Regions from separate parts of the Mus musculus genome. Here region 2 is linked to region 1. Evidence: chromatin loops called from intact Hi-C (ENCODE). Cell type or tissue: heart. All regions are shown on one strand. Each heading gives the region's core, and the rest is flanking DNA. Links, peaks and the distances in the headings are about the cores only.

Region 1 (9,931 bases), core at 907-8,906:
TACCCCGTACTGCCCCAACCTTTCCTTGGATCTGTGCTCCCCTCTTCTGTGACTGTCCCCATGTCACATCCTTTGTCCCTCCCCCTTTCCTCAACATGTCTTCTGTCCCTGAACACTTAATGAGGAAGCAGTGAAGGGAGATAGTAGTTGCATTGGGGTATTTGCAAGCTGTCATTAACAAACTGGAGACTACAATGAGGGTGGGTTTTCCAGGTGTGACATCTTAGAACTCTGGCAGGAATTTGGGTGAGCAAGGTTTTTAAGGACAATGGTGGGGTGCTGTTAGAAATGGGCCCAAGACCCCAGGAAAACGACTACACAATCCAAAGTATGTCATGACAGCAAGGCATATATATATATATATATATATGTGTGTGTGTGTGTGTGTGTGTGTATTATTTCAAACTAAGCAGGCAAGTGCAGCTAGCAGGGTCCCTGTTCAGTCCTTCAAATTCAGCAACCTTGTGCCTGACTCCATGGTCAGTTGGCCCCCAAGTGTGGGGCTGACTCACTGTTGAGAAGAGGGGGCAACCCTGAAAACGTATTGTGATTTCATGAGGTCCTGACCCTGAGGGGACTTGAATTTCTGCCAAGAGGCTTCCTTACAATTCTTTAATAGAATTTTATCGAATTTAACCCTCTGATGGAAAAGACAGTCCATTTTGCTTACATTTCCCACCATAGGAGATATGAGACTGAAGAGCTGTCTTCAGGGGTATCCACATTTCCCCAGGTGTAAAATAACAGCAGGTCTAGATTCAGAACAATAAGACCCCTAACTAAAGTGCTTCCTCACACAGACACCAGACACAAGAAGTGTGAAAAGAACAGGCATGCGGAGTCAAACGTGCTCTGCAACAAACTCAAGAGGACGGGACCACTTCCCGTATCAGCTCGTAGCAAGGCAGAACAAGAGACATGTGCATGTCTTAGGTTTCTAAGCTAGAATTGCAGCTACTGTGCACATAGGCTTAGAGAATGCAGTCTATGTATATGGATATTGCCTGCTGCTAGGAACTGCTTCACTAGTGAATGCAGTGCTGGCAGCCCCCAAAAGAGCATCAGTTCCCCTGCAATTGGAGCTATACACAGTGGAAAGCTGCCTTGTGGGTGCTGGGAATTGAACCTGAGTCCTTTTTAAAAAAAGCAACCAAGCCAGGCGTGGTGGCACACGCCTTTAATCCCAGCACTCGGGAGGCAGAGGCAGGCGGATTTCTGAGTTCGAGGCCAGCCTGGTCTACAAAGTGAGTTCCAGGACAGCCAGAGCTACACAGAGAAACCCTGTCTCGAGAAAAAAAAAAAAAAAAAAAAGCAACCAGTAGGGTTGGAGAGATGGCACAGTGGTTAAGAGGACTGACTGCTCTTCCAAAGGTCCTGAGTTCAATCCCCAGCAACCACATGGTGGCTCACAACCATCTGTGATGGGATCCAATGCCCTCTTCTGTTGTGTCTGAAGACAGCTATAGTGAACCTTTGTAAATTAAATTTTAAAAATCTTAAAAATAAATCTTTAAAAACAAAAAGAATAGAAAAAGCAATCAGTGCACTTAACCATCTCTCCAGAGTGTTTGTTTGTTCACTTGGTTTTTTTTCGAGACAGGGTTTCTCTGTGTAGCCCTGGAACTCACTCTGTAGACCAGGCTAGCCTCGAACTCAGAAATCCGCCTACCTCTGCCTCCCGAGTGCTGGGATTAAAGGCATGTAACACTGCCGGGTTTAAGAGTATCTTTAAAAACAAATTTTATCAGTTTGGGGAGATCTGTCCTCTGCCTGTCTTTTTGTTGTAATCAGCCCACCAAAAGGCAGAGCTGAGGGCAGGGTTCTTTGATGGAATGGGAATGATCATCTCTTGCTAGTCAGGAAGATAACTCACAGGTGTTGGTGCAACACACTTGGTAAGCCAGCAAGTCTTCTATGCACACCACAATCAGAGGCTTGCTTTCTGCTGGGGATTGCTGCTTGCCATCCTTTACACGAGCCACCTGATGAGCAGGCTTTCCACTGTAGCCTACAATGGAAGTTAATCATGCAGCTTCAAGCCCAAGGAGGTTAAATGTGCAATTTGAAGCCCAAAGAGATGTTTTCTCCTTGTCTGACTACATCTACCATTAGGTGATAGTATGTATTTTTTTTCACAAAAATGTTTATATTGATTCTTTGGGATATTTATATCATCCATCCAGATCATACTCACTTCCCCGTTCTTCCATGTCTTCCCCACAGCCCTTGTGATTACACCCCAATTTAAAAAAAAATGCATTTGTGTTGTCTACATACTCACTAGAGCATGATCAGACATCCAGTGGGCAGACCCCTAAGGAAAGCTGGGTTCTTCTCCACTGTACACTCACCAAGGCATCAAAGGTAGAGAGCTGCACCTCAGTTTATCACAGGTTTTAAGAGTTCTCTTCGGCTGGAGAAATGCCTCGGTGGTTAGGAGTACGGACTGCTCTTCCAGAGGTCCTGAGTTCAATTCCCAGCAACCGCATGGTGGCCCACAACCATCTGTAATGGAATCTAATTCCCTCTTCTGGTGTGTCTGAAGGCAGCTACAGTGTACTCATAAAAAAAAAATAAATCAATCTTTTTTCAAAAAGAAGAGTTCTCTTTGGTGGCTTCCTTTTTAGGCTGTTACATGGGGGGTTGGGGTGGTGGTATCATCTACCATTAGGTGATAGTATGGGCTTCCATGCCCCTCTTTCTCAACTGCATCTGCAGTCATCATCACTGCCAAAGTAGCTTCCTTGATCTTTACAGTCAGCTGGAGCTCAGATCATGGCCTTCCTCGTGGTTTCTGGAAACAGCCAAGACCATGAACATGGCCACCTGCTGCACCAAGATCATGGACCCAGACAAAGCCCTTGAAGGCAGCATGGGTTCAGATATCACTGTGGCCTCTGGTGGCAGCAAAGGCCACTCAGATCAGTATGGCCTCTGTTGGCAGCACAGCCCACCAACATGGCTTCAGACCAGAGCATAGACTGCAGATATATGCATGGTATTTGGTGGTAATATGGGCCACGGACATCGACTCGACCCCACCGCATCAGGACCACACATAGCCTTCATGGGACCATGAGCCATGGTGGTGCCTCCATAGAGGTCCAATCCAGAGAGTGAACCGTTCCCCATCTTGGGCCTCTGCCATTTCCCAGAGCTAGGACAATCCCGTGGCCTGATAGTGTGTTTGGAGCTGGGGGATCAGCATCTGTCTACGCTGTGAGGTGCTGCACATCATCCCACCGACCCCACTATCCACCTCAGCCCTCTCTCTCAGCCTCTCCCTCTTCTCGGCTCTAGCTCTGCCTCTCCTCATAGCGCACAGTGCTCTGCTCTTCCGTCTTTCCCCATCACCACAGCACATTTGTTCATCTTAATGGCGTCTGCAGGCCCTGGGACAGCCTTTGCCCTGTCCAGCTTCTGCCTACCTGCCCTGGAATTATGCTTTTTGTCCTCAACTAACACATGACTTCATCAGTCTTGTTGTATAAACTGAGGGAAATAATGCATTCGACCAACAGGTGGCAGCCTTCCCTCTTCATCAGACTGCCCAGTCACACCAACCAGTTAAACCACTGGTGGTAGGTAGAGTGTCCTGAAGAATCATATATTTGCCCTTTCCTTCTGAAGAAAGAGTTTGTGTATCATGCCATCCTTCTCTTTATAAGTGACTCTAGTTTAAGGACTAGTAAATCAGTTTACTATTAAATAGTATATGGAAATAATGAATACTTTCAAAATATTGAAATAATGCTCAAATCTGGCCCTGTCTTCATGCCTGATTTGACACCTGCAGAGACATCTTCTCTTGTCTCAAAACAAAGCAAAACAAAACATAAACTTTCTTGAAGGTACATGAGAAAAATAAAACATGATTACGTAGAAAATTGGATGTGACGGTGTACGCCTGTAATCACAGTGTTCAGGAGATGGGGGAAGAAGGCTAGTAGTTTGAATGAGCCTCAGCTGCATAGCAAATGTGAACCAGCCTAGGCTACAAGAGACTGACTCTGGGATCAACACCACAAGCTGGGAACATATCCTTCACTTCTGACTACTCTGATATTAACACTAAGAGCACTGGCTACTCTTCCAGAGGACTTGAGTTCAACTCCCAACATTTATGTGAAGCTTAATAACTGTCTGTGACTCCAGGTCTCTCTTCTGGTCTCCACAAACACCAGGAATACACGTGGTACACAGACATGCAAGCAAGCAAAATAAAAAATAATTAAAAAAATTTAAATGTACGAGACCACACTTCTCCAATCCCACCAAAAAAGTCCTATCTATTCTCATTTAGACTTCTGTCTGTGAGTCCGGTGGCCACCATTTGGAACACAATAAGAACTTATCCTATCCCAGTTTTGGACTTCATCATACCAAGACCTTGGGTCTCATATTTAGAACAGATTGCTTCTTTCAGAACCATAGCTACATTAGTCATTTCAGACATGGTCTTTCCAGTCTATATTGCCTGTTTCCTATGGTGTCTAAATCCATAGGGTCCTGTCACCTTGCAGTCATGTGAAAGAAGGTGGAAAGTAAGGTAAATAGATGTATTGTTGGGAGGGTTAGGGAAGGAGAGGACTTAGGCTCAGTCTCTTTCAGTTCTCACAAGAGTAATCTGGTCCAGAGGGCCAAAGCATGCCCACGGGAGGGTTTAATCTCGATAACCAAAGAGTTGCACCTGGGTGTTGGGATCCTGTTGACTATTCCACCAGATCCCACATCCGCTCCCAGCTGTTGCCCAGCTCCAATGCATACCTGTGTCCACTGCAAGGGCCCTAGTACTCTCTTCTCTCCGTGATGAACATTTGATGCTCAAGACAGCTAAGTATTTCCCGCGTTTGTCTGACTTGGAAGAGGTTAGATTTGAGATGCTAGTTCACTTCGTTCATACAGGCTGCAATTACTGTGGACCTGTAGAGCGAATACACTGTAACAACTCTGTGCTAGGATTTGGGAGGCAAGAATTCAAGCTCTAGCCTTGGGTAGGTCCACTCAGTTCTCTCTAGACCGCAGATAGAACGCTCATAGTTCAGGCACCCTCCACCAGGTGGCTCTGAAGACCAGGAGAACTAACTGGGACGCTTTTGACAACAGAACATCAGAGAGACTGTCAACGTTACGCTAACAGCAGAACGAGGACTGGCAGATTTGTACTGGACTGCAGCAAGTTCAGGGAAGAAGTGATTTGAGCCAGATCTCTGATCTTGAGCAAACGTGTCTACTCAAAGAATAAATAGGTTTGGGGGGTCGGAGGGAGGCTGATTGAAGAGCAAAATATATACAATTCAAAGGCGCACAAGATACTAATGTTTCTAGAAAGAGAAGCCTAGGCTTCTAGGGTCTGGGTGATTCCCAGCATCTAGAGGGATACTTCGCCCAGCTCAGGTGAGTTTCTGGCCGCTGTCAGAAGCCTCACGCCCCGCCGCTTGGGCGCCATGACCACGCCCCCATCCTCGGCCCTGCCTCTCGGGAGACATAACCACGCCTCCACCTTCAGCCCTGCCTCTTGGGCACCCTGACCACACCCCCATCGTCAGCCCCGCCCCTCCCGGAGCCCGCCGCTGGAGCTGGCCTAACCCGCTGCTGAGGCGAAGCAGCCTAGTGCCCGCCGCCGTAGGGCGCCAGCGGAGCTCCGCGAGCCCCGCAAGTGGCGAAGTCCGGGTGAGCTAACCGTCCCGGCTCCTCAGAAACCGAAAGCAACTCAGGGTGGTGAGCCGGAGGCGTGTGTGGTAGCGGGCGAACTGAGGCGACGCGGGACACCCGCGCCCGGCCGAGGGCACTTTTGCAAGACTTGTGAGCACAGCCCGTTAACGTGAGCTTAATGCCAGGGTCTCGAGCCTGCGCCGGTGCTATAGCGCGTGCTCGATTGGAAACAGAACCCGACTCTGCAGAAGGTGAGTTCCAGATTTCAGCAGACCCGGGCGCCTAGAGGTGAGCACCCACCGCAGGTTGGACGGAGACAGTCCTCACACCACTGCTTGACCCCCTTGCCACCCAACTGTGAGGTGTTACAGTTCTGAGGACAGTTCTGAGGACTTTTGTTGCGGATCCCTCTGGGCCATTCTGGTTGGCTTCTTTCTTCCTCAGCCTCTCCACTCTGTCTGCTGACTTTCCATATTTGGCTATTTTACTTTCGTGAGAACTCTGTTTATCTCGCTGCGGCAGGCGCGGGGCTCGTCGGAGTCCAGTTGTGGGCTAAGGTCTGTAAAATGAGGAGAGACTCCCTTCTCCCCAATCCTCTCCATGGCCTGTGAAAAAAGGCATCCAGCTTGTTGCAATAAACATCGGGCATAGGTGCTGTGTGAAAACTAGATTAGGGCCAAAGAGGACGGTTCCCTTTTCCAGGAATATACACATTTTTTAAAAGTCTTAGGGAATACTTAAAATGCAAAGAAATTGGTTAAAGCATTTCTGAGAATAGAACTTCCTGGGTGTGTGAGAGATAATTTTAGACAGCAAACGTCTGGGTTAACGAGTCCTCCCCAATCCAGAGATCCTAACATAACTGAGAGTCTGGATAAAAACCTGACACCTTGGACAACTGATTTAAACAGAAAAGGCAGAAATTACAGATGGAAAGATGGATGGGAGATGAAGGTGGGAAAGGTAGTGAGTTCAGGAAATGGGTTGTCTCCAGACTCTGGACTGTAGTCTCCCTGGTCTCTTGTAGGGCTAGCTGTGGAAAGGGGCCACAACAGAGAAGGGTGACGTTCTCAGGGTCCCTGGCTAAGGCCGGTGGTGTGGGACAAGGATGGCCGACGTCAGTGGAGAACCCACTGGATGTGGGTGGATGACATAGGGGCCCAGCCACTGGGAGTAAGAGCTTTCCTTTTTGGGGTATCTCAGGGTGACTTGCAAAGTTGGGGAGCCAAAGCCTCTGAGTCAGTCCTGTTAGACTAGGGGGAGAAACAGCCTTATGTAGTTACAATCCCCACTTTCCTGAGGGGGGCCTTGAAGAAAAAAGAGCCACTAAACGTGAAGCTGCCCCTTATGGTCCATTTGCTCCTCACTCAATGTCATGTGCTCTCATTTTGTCCCCCACGACACCCTTGTGAGTCAGGGTAGCTTTGCACATCCCCCAGATGTCGAGGGGAAGCACCTAGTGTCAACTCAGTCCTGAGCTCTGCTGCTGGGCCAGGCGGGGGACTCTGAGGTTTCTGCTTCAGGACTGTCAGCTTGGTTCCTCAGAGAGCCACAACTGCCTACCTCCCCTTTAGTCTGAGGGGTCAGCAAAAGGACCCAGATTCCCCTAAGTGCCTGGAGCATCTGTTCCAGCAATGTGGGTAAAGTTCTGCTGGAAACTGCCCCTGACGTTGTATGAACCAATGCCACACTGTCCACGCAGCCAGCCAAGTGACTGGGGAAGGATCTGTGTCTGATTTTGTGGTAGCCTGGAATCTGGCATTGGTTAGCCTAAAAAGATGTTGGCTGAACTGCACTCCGTTTATTTGGGGTGTGCCTCCCAGTTACTGAGGGCGGGTGTTAGTAAGAGTTGATTAGATCCCAGGAATCAGATTAAGATGCAGGTTATAAATAACCTATCACATTACACTAGCTTCTCTTTCCCAGAGAGAAGGGAGAGGTCCCACATGATTTCAAGCTAGAACTCAGAAAACCTCATAGCAGGGAATGGGCAGCAGCCAAGCCTGAGCCTTCTGAGGCAACTCCTATGTTCTTTCCAGTATATGTTGAGTAGAGGAAGCCAAGACTCTCTGGACAGATGTGAGAACCAGTGAGGAGTTGGCCCCTGGCCGAAGTTTTAAAGACTTAACAAACCAGAAGAAGAGGACACCGGAACAGATGCAGTCTCTAAGTGCTTTCTCCACCTGGGTTGCAGCTCTTCCAGGGTTCTTCTGGGCAGGAGCTAGTGCTCCTGAAGAGACTGGTCAGAATGGGAGGGGTGACAGGTGTAATATCTACCAGCATGAGAGACAGGGAAAGGTGAATCACTCTATAAGACAGAAACAAAATGCCAAGGGCTGGGCACCTGCTGCCACCACCCAAGGATTGGGCCAGCATTGGTGTATTGCTTTGCTGAGATAAAAGTACTTAAGGAATTCCTATGTGTGGTCTCTGGCAAGCCCTGTCTTATGAGGAAGTGGAATAGTAGCAGACCTCGAAATAAAAGTGAAAATACTCGTTAGTCCTGACAGAAACTCTAGTCCCCAGCATATTTTGCATATTAGTATCTGCAGGCAGCTGGCTGTGATGCTCTAGCAAATGCAGTGTGCACGTGTGCTGCTGTGCCCTGTACCCAGATGTGCAGGTTGGTCCTCCACGTCAGGGACAGCCCAGAGAGCAACTCTCATTTCAGCAGCCTGGTCCAAGTCAGTGTCTCTCCTCAGCAATCCAAAACACCTCTGGAATCTCCCCACAGCCTTTTCTTCCCTTAAGGCCAAGCTGCACTCCTCCCAACCCAGTCAGAAACCTCCACCCCCATGAACAACCTACTGTGTGTCTTCTTCCTGAGGTGCTCCCCCTGCTCCTCCCCTGCTCCTTGGTCTCAGCTGTCTGCACTCTGCCATTGACCTAACCCTAACCCTGACCTGGGAAGCCCTGTGTTTCCCAGAGTTTCTCCCAGGTTCCCTAGAAGCCTCTGGAAAGAGATTTCTGCACTTTGGGCTTCTGCCTCACTGGGTTCCCTGCACCTGCTGTGCTGCTCTGAGGCTTAACAGGGCTCCTGAGGTCTGACAATCCTCTGTCGCCAGCCAGCAGGCGCCATGCAGCTGTCCTCTAGCCTGTCCATCAGCCACCTCCTTGGACCCTGTCCTGTCCCCACTGGCGTTCCCCAGTGTGGCCTAATTCCTCCCATCCTCCTCCTGCCTTGGAGGTGCCAATGTGGCTGCGTCTGGACGCCAGTTTTGACCCTAGACTCCTGTCCTGGAGTTCTTTCACTCTAAGGCTTAAACTACATTCTAAAGGAAAGACACTTGGCTTCTGTAATATTAGCCACCTTGATTGGCTGTGGTATCTCAAGAGCTCCCAGGACACCCTTGTCACTCACATCAGCCACTCCAGCCTCCCAGTTCTCCCAGCTATTGCAAAGTCCACTGCTGTCTCCCTGTTCTTGTCAGCTCCTAACTAGGCTCGGAGTCTCTTTCCTGGACAGCCTGAAGCACTCATTTACTCTCTTCAGGTCCAGGTTTGACTGTCTTGGTTTTTTTCTTTCCACACTGCTGCAGAGGGTCTTCTTAAGACTTAGCCTGGTTAACACCCATTTCTTTCACTGTGTCAGAGTGTAAGAATGTGGGCTGCGTGACCTGATGAGCTTGGATTCAAATCTGGATTTCATTCTTTTATTTTTGAGACAAAAATCTCACTACATAGTTCGGGCTGCCCTTGAACTCACAATGTAGCCCAGGCTGGCCCATAACTTAACGGTAACCTTCCTGCTTCAACCCGCTAAGTGCTGGTATTGAGGGCACTTGGTACCCTAGCATAAGAAGCAATCACATATGGAGTTTTGACTTTCTGGGTGTGATATGTGATTAAGGCAAGTTGCCTAATTCTCATGAGCATCTGTGGTCCTGACTGGCTCAAAGAGGTGGTGCTATCTCCCGCCTGGGGTGGCTAGACAGGTAAGATGAGCCAATATCCGCACCAAGCCCGTACCTGAGAACTCAGGGAGACTGTGTGTTTAACAAGGCTAGAGCTGGGAGACCTCTGGGGCCTTGAGGAATGCATTCCTGACCTAAAGGCATTCAGGTTTAAGTAAAAACAGACACAGACTGGCAGATGAGCTTCCATGTGCCAGGGTAGACCAGAAACCATGTCATCCTATGCCGTTGCTTCTCTGTCTAGGCCAGAGACCTCAGGGACAGGGGTGAGTGGGTTGGGACAGTAACACTGGGCGTTAGCTAGAGTGAGTCCCAGGCAACTTCAAAGACTCAAGACTTGGGGCCAGGACTCTGGGTCCTTG
Region 2 (9,931 bases), core at 814-8,813, 97 kb after region 1:
AACAAATAAAAGTTCTCTCATGACCAGATTTGTAGTGATTTAAAGACATATAACATGGGCAATGTGTTTGAAATGTGTATTGTTCCAGGAAATCTAGGCCATAGAAGCTTTATTCTTCTTCACCACAGCATATACATATATACATACATGTATGCACCTGTTCTACATGTGCTGGGCACGTATGTGCAGATGTGTGTGCACATATGTATATGTATGTGTTAGTATGTCTAGGAAAAAAAAAGGAACCTATCACACTATTAGTTCTGACATTTTCCTAAACAGAGAGCAATAGGGTGGAATTAAGACTATATGGGCAAGGCAGACAGATTAATATCCTCCATGTGAAAGATCCATAGAGTGTGTAGGCTCTGCCTGCTCCTGCCCAATCTTGACCTCCTTACAGAAAGGAAACTTTCTTCTGAGGGAAGCAAGGCTAAGGCAAGAGGGCCACAAAGTGCATGTGAATACATGGAGGGGAGACTTTAGACACATCGGGGAAAGCTCAGAAATTCACCAGAGGAGTCCAGCCTGGAAAGGAAGAAGAAGATGGCAGCTGCTGACTCTGCCATGTCCACTGAACCCCCTCTCTGGACACTGCCACTTCCATTTCATGAGTGGATCATTCTATGTGAAATGTTTGTGTTAAAATTCAGTCAACACGCTACAAATCCGATGTCTCGTTTCCAAGACATATTCTCTTTTTTGTACCGCAAGGCTCTCACCAGTCACACGGACAAGTCAGCTTGGCTGGAAGCGCAGGTGCGGCAGCTGCTACAAATAGTTAACCAGCAGCCAAGTCGACTTGATCTGAGGTCTTTGGTGGATGCGGTTGACAGCGTGAAACAGAGGATCACCCAGCTGGAAGCCAGTGACCAGAGATTAGGTACGTGTGTGTGTGTGTGTGTGTGTGTGTGTGTGTGTGTGTGTATGAAGCAGTCGGGTTCCCTCTCATGGCTTCCCTGTCTGTGTGCATTTGTGGTAGAAGCTAACAAGTCACAACCAGCTTTCTGGGTTGCCCAGTGGCTGAATCCTGTTTGTGAAGCAGCATGAGATTCTAGCTGCCTCAGAAAATGAGGGTCTCCACCATGTGTGTGGAGTCAGACGAGACTGAAATGGCCCAGGCAGTCCCAAGAGCTGGGAGTGGTAATCATTAAGAACAAGGGAGAGAGGTGATGGGTGTCTTAGGCTTTGGTGCACTGGGGCCAGTGAGATTGCTTAGCAGGTGATTTGCTATGCAATCGAGATGACCAGTGTATCAGTGGCTTCTCTGTTGCTGTGACAAAGCACCATGACCAAGGTAACTTGTAGGAGGAAGTGTTATTTGGGCTTATGATTGCAGAGAAATAAGAATTTACCACCATCTCATAGAGAAACAGCAGGCAGGCAGGCATGGCACTGGAGCAGCTGCTGAAACCCCAAGCCCAGTGACACACCTCCTCCAACAAGACCACACCTCCTCCAACTAGACCACACTTCCTCCAACAAGACCACACCTCCTCCAACAAGACCACACCTCCTCCAGCAAGACCACACCTCCTCCAACAAGACCACACCTCCAACAAGACCACACCTCCTCCAATAAGACCACACCTCCTAATCCTCCCCAAACAACCCACCAACTGGGGACCAAGTATTCCAATGCTTAGGACTTAGGACACACAACTCATTGAAACTATAACACCCAGAGTTTGATCTCTGGAACCCACACAGTGGAGAGAAAGAACCAACTATTGAAAGTTGTTCTATGACCTTCACATGTATACTATGGTGTACATGCCTTCACTTACACACACACACACACACACACACACACGCACGCACGCACGCACGCACGCACGCACGCACCACCAACAGTAACAACAATAACAATAATAATAAGACTTTATAAAGATATTTATTTATTTGTTTTATGTATGTGAGTACACTGTTGCTCTCTTCAGACACACCAGAAGAGGGAATCAGATCTGATTACAGATGGTTGTGAGCCACCATGTGGTTCCTGGGATTTGAACTCAGGGCCTCTAGAAGAGCAGTCAGTGCTCTTAACTGCTGAGCCATCTCTCCAGCCCCCATAATAAGTCTTTTAAATGTAAAATTCATTATAGGAGTTGGGGAGATGGCTCAGTAGATAACACACTTGCTGCACACATGACCTAGAATTTGGATCCTTGTAGCCATGTGATTGCTGAGTGGACTGGAGGGCTACCTGTGGTCCTAGCACTCTGGAGGCTGACACAGGATCTCCAGGACAAGCTAGCCAGAATATCAGGGTTTAATTCAGTGAGAGAACTACATCAAAAGACTGAAATACTACTGGGGAAGACACTCAGTATCAACCTCTGGCCTCTGTATGCCACAAGCACCTCACAGCCAAACACATGCAAGTATGCACAGACACTTACATCACAAGCACACTCGTGTGCATGCATGCACACACACACAAACACACACAGTTAGACGGGCACAAGGCTCAGCATGAGAATTCACTCGAGGTGAATGTCCAATGTGTCTTATACTCAGGCAAGCTGAGAGTGAAGAGGGAGGATACATCCATGTCTGCTTGGCGTCAGCTTACCACGATTGAGTTAATGTTAGCAATGCATGTAGTAGTTCACAGGTAGTGCTCAGATGACAGGCCCGAGCTGCAGCCTCCTGTCCTGTGTTTCCTTCCAGTTCTTTTAGAGGGGGAGACCAGCAAGCACGACGCACACATTAATATCCACAAAGCACAGCTGAATAAGAACGAAGAGCGGTTTAAGCAGCTGGAGGGCGCCTGCTACAGTGGCAAGCTCATCTGGAAGGTGACAGATTACAGGGTGAAGAAGAGGGAGGCCGTGGAGGGGCACACAGTGTCCGTCTTCAGCCAGCCTTTCTACACCAGCCGCTGCGGCTACCGGCTCTGTGCCAGGGCGTACCTGAACGGGGACGGGTCGGGGAAGGGAACGCACCTGTCCCTGTACTTTGTGGTGATGCGCGGTGAGTTTGACTCGCTGCTGCAGTGGCCGTTCAGGCAGAGGGTGACCCTGATGCTTTTGGACCAGAGCGGCAAGAAGAACCATATTGTGGAGACCTTCAAAGCTGACCCCAACAGCAGCAGCTTCAAAAGGCCAGATGGCGAGATGAACATTGCCTCTGGCTGTCCCCGCTTTGTGTCGCACTCTACTCTGGAGAACTCCAAGAACACCTACATTAAAGACGACACACTGTTCTTGAAAGTGGCCGTGGATTTAACTGACTTGGAGGATCTGTAGTGTTACCTGATAAGGAAACTTCTCAGCACAGGAAAAGGTGTGGCTGTCCCTTGGGCGCAGCCCTCTGGACTGAGCAGGCTCTTGTTCTTGTCTTCCTGCCTCCGATGTCTGATGTGTCATCTTTTTATCTTGGATCCTTCCCTGGTTTGAAACTTTAAACTCTTGAAATATTGCTGTTATTTATATTTTTGTATCTTCCAAAAAATTATAATAATTTGACAACAAGGCCTGGGGCTCCTCTCTCTCACTGAAGTCTGGGAAGTGTTTTCAGGGAGTCCAGTGCTCAACGGGACTGATACAGGGGCAGAATTCCCACTGACACTCGTTGTCATTTATCAGCTGACTCAGTGCTTCCACACCTGAGCCTAGGCCTGCAGCAGCCATCTTGTAAGAGACAGGCAGGCTGTGCCAGTCAAGTGTGGGCAGTGTAGCTACATATGCTGCATTTGGACCACAGATCTTCAGGGAGATGCCAACCGCTTGGAAATCGCATCGCCCTTTTGTGTTTTATACAGGATCCACTAGCTGCATGTAAGCACAGTTTGCCAAGTTGTATAACAGCTAGGAAATGGGTCGGCTCTTCGTCCTTCTCCACTAACACAATGGGTGCCAAGGAGTGGATGTTTAGTGAACCGAAAGTTCAGAGTTCATTAGGTTTGACCAGGTGAGAAGTATTTTCTTAGGTAAAATTGTCAACTATACCAGTTCACACAACTCAGCCAGGTGACCTTTGCATGGCAGTGGGTGTGAGGATGAGCAAATTTGTTATGACAGAGAAAAATATGAGAAAAGGACAAAAGGGGAACCTGTTCACCATGGATAGCAGCTGTCTGAACCCTTCTGTTCTTCTGGAAGAACTTTTAAATTCATATGCTGACCAAAAAATGAGCATTTGTAGAAACTTGCGGAGTTTCCTGTCAACATTTTGAGTGCTCTGAGAGCAGAAATGACCGGGTTCTTGTAGATCTGTCTTTGCAGTGGTTCTCAACCTGTGAGTTACGACCCCTTTGGGGGTCAAATGATCCTTTCTCGGGGGTTGCCTGAGACCATCAGAAATCACAGATATTTGCATTACCATTCATAACAGTAGCAGAATTACAGTTATGAAGTAGCAACAAAAATTATCTTATGGTTAGGGGTCACCACAACATGAGGGGCTGCGTTAAAGGGTCACAGCCTTGGGAAGGTTGAGACCCGCTGGTCTTTTGGGTCTGTCTGTCCCTTCAGCTCAGTAAGCCTCAGACTGATCTGCCCTCCTGCCCTGACTGAAAATGGGATCCGTGCCATCCTCCACTGCTCATGTAACATTGGCTCCTAAGCACGGAAGGACAAGTGTCCTGGGACAAGGGTCACGTTAGAGGCACAGGGGAGGCTATGCTCTTGTAGATGGCGCTTAACCTGTGTAAGAGACAGAACCTGGGCTGCAGAGATGGCTCAGTGGCTAAGGGTGCTTGCCGCTCTTCCAGAGAATCTGAATTCAGTTCACAGTGCCCATGTCAGGTGGCACTCCAGCTCCGACATCTGATGTCCTCTCTCTGGCCTCTGTGGGCATCTGCACACACCTTCACATAGATGCTCACAGATAGACAACCATAAATGAATCTTAAAAGTAAAACATGGGGCTCAAGAGATGATTCAGCAGTCAAGACTGCCGGCTGCTCTTTCAGAGGACACAATTTCAATTTCTAGCACTCACTCGGAAGGCTCACAACCACCTGTAACTCAAATTCCAAGGGATTCGGTGCCCTCTTCTGGCCTCTGTGGGTACTGCATCCATGTTTGCAGACATGCATGCAGGCAAAGCACCCAGCCACACAAAATAAAATACTGCTTTTAAGTAGAAACTGCTTACCTGACTAGCCTCTGTGAGTCCAACAATCCTCTTAATCTCTTCTGTGATCAGTGAAGATTCTAGAGCCACGCCACAGGACTTGTCCCAAAGGATGGAAGTTGAAAAAGCAGATGTAGCATAGAAATACACTGTACCTTTGCTGGTGAGCAGTGATGGCCATGTACTTAGAGTAATCTAGGAGTCCAGTCTCTAGCCCACAGGCCAGACTGGGGGGGGTTCTGTGGTTTGTTCACTATTTCATGTCTGTCTGTATGTATGTGTATATACATACATATATATACATATATATGTATATATACGTGTGTGTGTGTGTATAGTGTGTGTGTGTGTATAGTGTGTGTGTGTATAGTGTGTGTGTGTATGTGTGGTGTGTATGTGTGGCATCTCCCTTCATCAGTGGTCGATTCCATTGATCCATTACTAACGGCATTATGGGTGGTAATGAGACCCAGCTGGAGGAAGTGGGTCGCTGGGCTATGCCTTTGAAGGGCATGTCTTGTCCCTCGCCTCTTCACCTGCCCCTCCCTCCACTTTCTCAGATCTAAATGCCCTTCCACCATAACACTCTGCCTCACCACAGGCCCAAGTCCGTGAAGCCGAGAGAGCATGGAGCTTCTGAGGCTGTGAGCTGAGCTGAGTTCTCCATCCTGAGCTGTGGTTCTGGGGTACTGTGTCCTGGGATGGAAAAGCAAACAAGCACCGCCTCTAATTCACTTTCCATCCCATGCAGCCACACCCGTGTGTTGTGTTTTCCAAGATGTGCTTGCAAAAAAGCATCCTAAAAATATTCTTATCTTGGGCCCAGCACCTTGACCAGGCAGCACAGTGGAGCTAGCTCTGGAGGCGTAGGTGTGGGTGAGCAGGCCTAAGGGCATGAGAGCAGGAAAGCTGCGGCTGCCTCCTGTCGATGGCAGCACTGGGTGGACTAGCCAGAGCAGTGCTCAGAGCTTGTGTTGCAGTACAGATAAGGGAGAGCCAGTCAGCGCACTGACCAGCTCAGGGGCCACCCAGATATCATCTGCAAATTGCTGGGATACATTGAAAAGGCCAGTCTTACTGATTCAGAGCTGCAGGATCTCCATGACACAGATCAGCAACAGAAGTAATCCTAATGAGGAGCCAATATTGATGGGGTCACAGAAGCCAGAGACCCCCCCGAACCAGGCCAGTGATTCATTGCAATGAACATTTGCAGATGAGGAGGGATATACACTGTGGGACACACTGTTACTCGCTACAGTTCCACGATGAGATGTTTTCTAGCTTTGTTCTCTCTCTCTGTCTCTCTCTGTCTCTGTCTCTCTCTCTGTCTCTCTCTGTCTCTGTCTCTCTCTGTCTCTGTCTCTCTGTGTGTGTGTGTGTGTGTGTGTGTGTGTGTGTGTGTGTATTTTGTTGGGGGAGGTTGCAAGGAAGAAAGGTAGACATGAGGGAAGGAGAGAGGAACAGGACTGGGTGCGTGAGGTGAAACTTAAATCAATAAAAGGTTTTTTTTTTTTTTTTAAGAATAATAGGAATAAAAGAAAGAGTTGAATCACAGAGAAAACCTGTTTCCACTCTCTTCTCATTTAGAGACACAACACTACAATCCATCAAAGGCGGGTAATGAGAAATGAATTAGTTTTTATTTTATTTTATTTTATTTTATTTTATTGTGAGGTCAGGGAGGGAACCCAGGCCCTTACTCATGGTGGACAGTCATCCCACTGCTGATCTTCAGCCCAGCCTGTGTCCATGTCCGGTGCCTTCCTCCATAGCATGGCTGAATTTCACCATGTTAGCGTTCATCCTGTACCCAACAATGCATGCTACTTCAAAGTTTATTTGACAAATCAGTTTTTAGATAATCATCTCTCTGTGTGTATGTGTGTATGTTTCTATGCACAAGTACACATGTGTACATGTGTCTAGAAATTAGCTCCTGCTGCATTTTAAATAGTAATGTGCGTTGTACTAAATCAACATTGCGAGATCTAAAGGTGCTAACCTTGAAATAAAAACACTTGCTAAAAGTTTTTGTCAACAGTTAAAAGAAAACTAACAATTTTTTTAAGATTATAAAAAACTTTCTTTAATCAAGGCTTGTAACATGGAAGAGATCTGTCAGACAAAATGCAAAGTTTCCAATACATTGAAACATAAATCCATAAGTCATCATAAATATAATACCCAATAGTAAAAAACACATCAGCAAATTCACACCATCCTTGTAACAGCCATGATCTAGATTTCACATGCTTCTGCCAAATGACTAATATGGCCTGCTGGATCCCGAGCACACGGGGGCTTTGAGGTCACACTCATCTGACAGGGCTGTGGCACTGGTGGCTCAACTCCAGAAGCAAAGCAGATACCAGCACATTCAAACAGTGTATCCTTTACATATCAAAGTGAGAAATAAGAAAGCGACATGATCACAAGATCAGAAAGATGGTAGGGAGTGAGGACAGCTGTGGAAAGCTCGAGGCCGGAAGGCGGTTCGCTGGCTTCATTTCTTTGGCTTCTTGGGCAGTGGCCACCGGAACAGTGAGGTTCTGGTTCATGGATCATATAGTGGAGCCATCCCTGACTCTGCTGAACACCGAGCTTCCTCCATTCAGATTCAGACATCAGATGGGTTTTAGGGACCAGCTTGGCTATGTCCTTGGGCAACATGACATGCCGGTACTCGAACTCCTCGTCGTCGTATATGTCCGAATAGTAGATTTGTTTGTGGGACATGATTGCTCTGTCGGAGGGCGCTCAGTCCCGCGCCGAAAACTAACAATTTTTTAAAGGCTTCTAAATATTAACAAATGTTAACAACCGTTTATATTCCTGAGGAAAGTGTTCACAAGCCCACAGAGGCTGAGTTTTCTATCATGTTCTGTCCTGTTGTCCTGCTCAAGTCCAGCCATGGTTTCTCCGCTGAAACAAACACAGCAGTCCCAAAACACGCACTTCCTGTCCTGGCTGGAATTTGACTGGGGAGGTGGAGAGGAGATGGGATCTGGACAAGACCGACCGGAAGGAAGAGGACATTCTGGGCACAAGCTCTTCCTCTCCTGAGCTTCTGGTCCTGCTCGGGCCAGGCACCCCTGCTAGATCCCCACCAGGCACCCAGGCTTCAGAACACAGGGCAAAAGCTGTCACATGCAGAAAGAAAACAGAGCCTCCCAGCAAAGCTGTGAGGGGAGGTAGGGAGATTCAGCCAGCTGTGACACTGCCAAGGACAGAGTTGCCTGTTGTCATGGAGATGTGCCCATAAGAACTTCTGACTGGGCCTTATAGGTCACAGCACCTCAGGGTCCTCTCAGGAACTGACAGGCCCATGCTTCTGGCCGGGCTAGGGCTCCTCCTCCTGCTGCACCCCTCTATGCACTGTGCCCACTCAGAAGGACAAAGCATCCACTGTGCTCCTCACCCAGGGACTCAGCCAGCTCCCCCCTCACCCCTTCTCCTGCCTCCATGTGTGAGAGCCTTTGGTGCAGGAACTTGGGTGTAAACCCAAGTCTCTTCCAGACACACAGTAAGCACTTTACAAATGCAGTGAGAATGTGATGAGAATGTGGATTCTCTAGGGTGAGAATGTGGATCTCAACCTAGAGTTTTCCCAGAGCAGAGGCAGAGGAAGGAGTCTGATGTACCTGTACCACTGCTAAGATTGCTAGTTCTAAGCGAGGGTCCGTGTCTGATTTCAGTTTATATCTCACAAGTTATGACTGACACATAGCAGGTGGGCAACACGGTTTATTTCACTTACTACGCTGGCTACTTTTATGTCAACTTGACACAAGCTAGAATTATCTGAAAGGATGGGGCCTCAAGTGAGAAAAAGCCTCCATAAGATCAGGCACGTTTTTCTTAATTAGCGATTGATGGGGGAGGGCCCAACCATTGTGAGTGGTGCCATCCCTAGGCTGGTGGTCCTGGGTTCTATAAGAAAGCAGGTTGAGCAAGCCATGGGGAGCAAGACAGTAAGCAACACCCCTCCATGGCGTCTGCACCAGCTCCTGTCTCCAGGTTTCTGCCCTGTTTGAGTTCCTGTTCTGACTCTCTTCAACGTTGAACAATAATATGGAAGTGTAACCCGAATAAAACCTCTTCTCCCAACTTGCATTTTGGTCATGGTGTTTCATCGCAGCAATGGAAACCCTAAGACAGTGTCCACCGGGAGATGAGTCAGGAGTGGGGCTACCTGAGTGTTCCTCCAAATGAGATGAAGCTAAGTGCTTGTTGCTCAGGAGGCTCTTGGAGGGTTATCTGAGAACACAATGACAAGTGAGGGTGACTCTGTCTGGGTCACTGTGCCCCTTATTTTGATAGTGCCTTTCTTCTCACTGCTGCACTTGATAGATGCATCTACTTGACATGTGACCCGCCACAGAGAGGCAGAGGAACCCGGACTACAGCTCTGCACCTGTGATCAGTCCTGACGGGCGTGCACATAGCAGTGGAAACACCCACACCCCTAGGCTCTTTTCCATCTCACTCCAGCACATCTCAGCACAAGCGATTGCTCATGTGCGAGAGGCAGGAACCCCCGAGGAGAGCCCTGTGTGTATCATCACCCCTGAACCCACTTCAGTATGTGGAGGTGCCCATGGTGATTATAATTCTAACACAGAGCAGCAGGTGACAGTCTCCAGGGAAGAGGGCCAGGCCAATATGTATGTTTATGTCTTAGTTTTCAACAAAGGTAAAAAGAAAATTTAAATGTAATAGCAAAAAAGTTTACGGAAGAGAATATAAAGAAATATTGGAGAGGGCGTAGTATATTTTGGGAGTTGGAAAGACAGATCAGTGGTTGAGCCCTGGCCACTGCTACATTCATGAAGGCAAAGCACCCATA

What was found. A loop is a pair of places that touch in the nucleus more often than their neighbours do. Peaks named below come from ENCODE experiments on the same cell type or tissue, not always from the same donor. Only the 100,000 strongest peaks of a DNase experiment are listed, where the experiment ranks them.
Region 2: it touches region 1 in a loop (9-fold over the local background); 4 of 42 quality-filtered maps call a loop at or near these places.

Annotation. Positions count from the first base shown.
Region 1 is chr1:192,088,231-192,098,161 of GRCm38, reverse strand. Traf5 (TNF receptor-associated factor 5) reads left to right here and starts at 5,563. Exons shown (of 14, transcript NM_011633.2): 1 at 5,563-5,906. In heart, for the core only: CTCF peaks have their summits at 3,316, 3,517 (motif pointing right) and 5,049 (motif pointing right); DNase peaks (open chromatin) are centred at 5,061, 5,551, 6,811, 7,821 and 3 weaker places; H3K4me3 peaks cover 2,112 bases; H3K27ac peaks cover 1,291 bases; H3K27me3 peaks cover 1,438 bases.
Region 2 is chr1:191,990,750-192,000,680 of GRCm38, reverse strand. It overlaps Traf5 (TNF receptor-associated factor 5), which reads left to right. Exons shown (of 14, transcript NM_011633.2): 13 at 713-883; 14 at 2,674-3,478. The coding sequence ends at 3,251. Mir3473c (microRNA 3473c) reads left to right here and starts at 2,047; the gene lies at 2,047-2,127. It also overlaps the pseudogene Gm32460. In heart, for the core only: a CTCF peak has its summit at 5,004 (motif pointing left); DNase peaks (open chromatin) are centred at 2,920 and 8,262; H3K27ac peaks cover 802 bases.